2 separate regions of the Homo sapiens genome follow, and region 1 is linked to region 2. Evidence: chromatin loops called from intact Hi-C (ENCODE). Cell type or tissue: mammary epithelial cell. All regions are shown on one strand.

Region 1 (2,500 bases), 230 kb before region 2:
CAGACAGCAAAGCATGTAGTTGTGTTGCCTCTTTATCTCCAAGTAACATTGTAAAAAATGGACGATAGAATTTGCCAATAAAGATAAAAGTGAAGCAAAGAAACAAAAAGTGATTATTGTGGCAGTGAAGTTCAAATCAAAGATCACTGGAGTTACAGAAGAAATTGGTGGCCATGGGAATGTTGACATTGCCACTGTTCAACTCCAGATGGGCATCCAGAGAGACTTAGTAAAGGTAAACTTATGAACACAAATAAGGAAGGAAGTTGTAAGGAAAAGGATAAAGATGTTCCAGAAAGTGACATGGGCAAAAAATTCACATTAAAGGAATGCTGAAAGATATCTCACAACATTGAAAGCACAAAGGAAAACTTAGAAAGGAGGCTGGGCATGGTGGCTCACACCTGTAATCCCAGCACTTTGGAAGGCTGAGGCTTGAGCTCAGGAGTTCAAGACCAGCCTGAGCAACATAGGGAGACCCCGTCTCTACAAAAAATAAAAAAGTTAGCCAGGTGTGGTGTTATGTACCTATGGTCCCAACTACTCAGAAGGCTGAGGTGGGAGGATCGCTTTAGCCTGGGAGGTCAAGGTTGTGGTGAGCTGTGATCATGCCACTGTACTTCAGCTCAGGTGACAAAGACCCTGTCTCAAAAAAAAAAAAGCAAAACACATTAATTCTCAATATTTCTGTTTTAAATTATGGCATAATAAAGAAATATTAGGTTTACAATTTTTTCATTTCTCTATATATTTATATCCAACAGTAAGAAAGTTTTTAATATTTTGACAAAAGTTTTTAAACATCACAAAACAATTGTAATTTTTCCCACTGATAATTGAGATCACTTTGAAGGGTGTTGGCTTGCATATCATGTTTACAGAACAGTGTTATCATGCAAAGTGAAGACTGCCTGTACTTTACATGTATTATTTCATTTACCTATTTCTTTCTTTCTTTTTTTCCCCCCTTGCTAGGTCACTGCCCCATTTTCAGCACTAGATGGTGCTGAAACCCACGTTTGCCTCCATTCTAATAAATAATCAGTGCCCCTCATCCTTAATGGGGGATATCCCAGTAGTTTGGGAAGGCTAGCTAGGGGTTCAGTGTCCAAGGGACCTATGGACCCAACCTCCTACAGTGTGGTGCTGCTGAACAGCCACTATGATTTGGTGTCTCCATCTCTTTTTGTCAAGTTACACAGCAGAGTTTCCAGAGCTGGGATGGTAGTCTCACCTCTCCCCTTTGTCTCTGGCTGTTCTCAGGGATATTTCTCCTCTAGGGACTGCTGATGCTTCTAGTGGTTGAGGCTGGGACAAGTCTCCTGCAAGGGAACCCAAGATTGTGGAGAAGCTGGTTGTCTATGCCTTGATCTCACTTTTTACAGTGTACAGACTGTGAGTTGGGGGAAATTTTCATGCAGTTGGTGCCTGGCAGATTGTGGGGAGGGGATTACAGATATGGAAGTCTGATTCTCTTACCATCTGCTCAGAGTTTTTTAAACTTCTCTGTGGCCCCAGCAAATGTCTCATCCTCATATTTGAGTTCTCGGATATTGCTGGTGATAATTTCAGTGTTGAATATTAGTTTTGGGTTTTCCATTGGGGGGTGTGAAGCCAGATTGCTTCCTTGCTGCCACTTTGGAACCATATTATCTCATTTAATCCTTTGACTAACCCTAAGAAGCAGATGCTCTTATTATTCCCATTTTATAGACAAAGAATCTGAGGTTCAAAGAGGATAAATAATTTGACCAAGGCCATACAACTAGTTAAGTAGCTACAACCTATTGGGTCTTAAAGCCCTTGATCTTAACCCCAAATGAAACAGTCCAGGTAAATGACTCTGGTGGGTGTTTGATACGGAGGAGTGGGCAGAGAGGAGAGGAAGTAGTGAGAGATGAAAGTACCTTCTCTAACATATGCCTAAAAAGTCTAGAGCAGCACTGTCCAATAGAGCTTTCTATAACACAACAGATGCTCCCTTACCCAAGGGGGATACATTCAAAGACCCCCAGAGATGCCTAAAACCACGGATAGCACCAAATCCTATATACCTCTAACTAAGACAGCTACTCAATTACGAATGGGCAGGTGGCACATACAGTGTGGAAACACTGGACAAAGGATGATTCACATCCCAGGCAGGTAAGAGCGGGACAGCGCAAGACTTCATCATGTGACTCAGGATGTTACACAATTTAAAACTTACAAATTGCTTATTTCTGGAATTTTCCATTTAATATTCTCAGACTGCATTGACTGTGGGTAAGTGAAACCATGGCTAAAGAGGGATTCCTGTACATGTATAGAATACATAATATTTATATAATCTATAATAGAGAATTAATGTATCTATTCAACCCTGGTATACATGTAGGTATACATGGACTTCAGGATCCATCTTTTCTTGATCCTCCAGGACTTTGATCCACCAAATCCCAGCTCTTTCTGAACAGATCTACTTGCCCTATGGGATGTAATTTCCAGTGGAGCTGCTCTA
Region 2 (2,500 bases):
GGCAGTACAGGACAGTGATTAAACGCGTCGACCACATTGCCTGGGTTTGAATCCTGCCGCTGCTTTTGAGTAGCTCCTTGAGCTTGGACAAGTTTCTTAGCTTTTCTGTACCTGTTTCCCTGTCTGTAAGTTGGGCCTGGTAATACTTACTTGTAGAGTGGTTGTGAAGTTGAAATGTAAATATATGTGAAGCAGTATAGACATGTTAGCTACTATTATTACAATTAAGCAGCTATACTTTGTTTTTTGTTTTTTGTTGGTTTTTTTTGTTTGTTTGTTTTTTGAGACGGAGTCTCATTCTGTCGCCCAGGCTGGAGTGCAGTGGCACGATCTGGGCTCACTGCAACCTTCGCCCCCTGGGTTCAAGCGATTCTCCTGCCTCAGCCTCCTGAGTAGCTGGGATTACAGGCACCTGCCACCGCGCCCGACTAATTTTTGTATTTTTAGTAGAGACAGGGTTTCACCATCTTGGCCAGGCTGGTCTTGAACTCCTGACCTCATGATCCACCCGCCTCGGCCTCCCAAATAAGCAGCTATACTTTTGAATGTTGGCGTGATTTATGTCTAATGAATAGGCCTCATGTCAGTGTAACTGTGGAATCTGTATGTTCCACTGAGTTCACCCCTTTGTGAAATTTTACCATTAGTGCCTAGTTTCATCTGTAGCGTTGTGTATTGCTTCAGGATTCTTTTTAAGAATGCACCAGGTAGGCAGAGTGTTCTTAATTTTGCTCCACGGTTTCAAATGTCAAGGAAACGTTGGAAGTTGGATTTTGGCATTCAGTATAGATGCAGAGTTGAAAGCAAGATCAAACTGGGAGGTGTTTTGTGAAAGTTGAGATAAACGTGTATTAAGCTTCTTTTTTGAAGCTTTTCTGAATTCGGGATTTACCGGGAAAGTAGGACGTTTAATTTTAGCGGAGTAGTGCAATGATTTAACCCTGACTAGAACTCTGACGTTTACAGCTAGCCTTGAGGCCATGTTTTCAGCCAGTGTGCGGATTTGCCGGGGTCAGACTCCAAGCTTGATTGTGAGTTCTAGCCTTTGTCAGAAATGCAGCAAGTCATGCTAACTTGCAAGGGAGTCAACAGAGGGCACGCGGTGCCTGCGGGGCCGGGACGGAAGCCCCGCCCCCGGCGCAGTTCCCGCCTGTTAGCGGGGGAGAAGCACCTTACACGCTCCGCTCTGCTTTTGTGCCACACAGAGGACGGTCGGGCCCTGGAAGGAACGCTCTCGGAATTGGCCGCGGAAACCGATCTGCCCGTTGTGTTTGTGAAACAGAGAAAGATAGGCGGCCATGGTCCAACCTTGAAGGTAGGAGAGAGTAACGTATCTTTTTAAACGGGGGATGAGCTCGTTGAGCTCAGCGTGGTCACAGCCTGCCTTTTAAAGCCAGCGTGGATGTGACCCTCCAAACGGGACGCAGCGCTGGGAAATGACGAAAAACGCTCGTGGGCTAGCGCATGTGTTAATCGAAGTTGATGAGACGTTGGACAAATTTCACATCTCGGGAAACTTGAAATTTCTAACGCTTTTTATCTTTTAAAATAGCTTTTTAAAAATGTCCTTTTTCTCCTATTTCCCCTTCCTCTTTCCCTCCCAGTTGTAAATAACATTTTTTAGCAGCAATGTAATCTGCTAAATGTTAGTTGTTTAGGGAAGTCCTGAGAAAAGGGGATCAGGAAATGCTTATCTTTGTCATCAAGGTGGCCCTGTAATCTTCCTCTTAATTCTCTCAGGGGTAGGGGACCCGGAAACCCCAGGGTCTGGAGGAGAGCAACCAGGAAGCTCTTGGGGTGACTTCGTTTTCCTTCAGGTGTGTCTTTTTAGCCCAGAGTTAATAGTTGGGTGAAGGGAAAGGAAGAAGTCTTCCCTTTGGCTGGTAGCAAACGCAGTAGAAATCCTTCCTTAGACCTATGCTACTGAGGAGTTATAGCCACTGAGGGATTTATAGCCTACAGTGTTAGAAAAATGCTTGGAGGCTGGGTGTATGTATGTTTTATTTATGTATTTAAAAAAAAAAAACAGTCTTGCTCTGTCACCCAGAGTGCACTGGAGTGCAGTGGCGTGATCTTGTATCACTGCAACCTCCACCTCCTGGGTTCAAGCAATTCTCCTGCCTCAGCCTCCCGAGTAGCTGAGATTACAGGTGCCCGCCACTACACCCAGCTTCACCATGCTGGCCAGGCTGGTCTCAAACTCCTGACCTCAGATGATCCACGGCTGGGTGCATGTTTAAGGGAACAGGACACCTGGGTGATGTTCTATCTCACCTGTGGTAGATTACCAGGTTAGAAAACTTCCCGTAGTCCCATCACCACGATCCATGTGATTTTTGTCCTTATCCATTTATATCTCTGTAATTTTTAAGAAATGAAAACATTGCCTTCTTAGAAGTAAACCTAACGCCTGCGTTAAATGTAAAAATATATTTAGATGTGTTGCAGCCTTAGGAAAAATACTAATAATTTGAATTTTTATTTATTACCTTTTCTTTTA

What was found. A loop is a pair of places that touch in the nucleus more often than their neighbours do. Peaks named below come from ENCODE experiments on the same cell type or tissue, not always from the same donor. Only the 100,000 strongest peaks of a DNase experiment are listed, where the experiment ranks them.
Region 1: it touches region 2 in a loop (5-fold over the local background); 10 of 110 quality-filtered maps call a loop at or near these places.

Annotation. Positions count from the first base shown.
Region 1 is chr12:104,056,868-104,059,367 of GRCh38, forward strand. It overlaps a transcript of GLT8D2 not described here. Among named protein-coding and RNA genes, the nearest start is that of HCFC2, 6.4 kb to the right of the region's middle. In mammary epithelial cell, a CTCF peak has its summit at 995 (motif pointing right); a DNase peak (open chromatin) is centred at 2,144; H3K27ac peaks cover 198 bases.
Region 2 is chr12:104,287,726-104,290,225 of GRCh38, forward strand. TXNRD1 (thioredoxin reductase 1) reads left to right here. Exons shown (of 17, transcript NM_001093771.3): 4 at 1,206-1,315. Among named protein-coding and RNA genes, the nearest start is that of TXNRD1-AS1, 8.1 kb to the left of the region's middle. RefSeq lists enhancers at 1-93, 94-641, 642-1,187 and a silencer at 1,054-1,183. In mammary epithelial cell, a CTCF peak has its summit at 1,135; a DNase peak (open chromatin) is centred at 1,126; H3K4me3 peaks cover 2,464 bases; H3K27ac peaks cover 2,500 bases.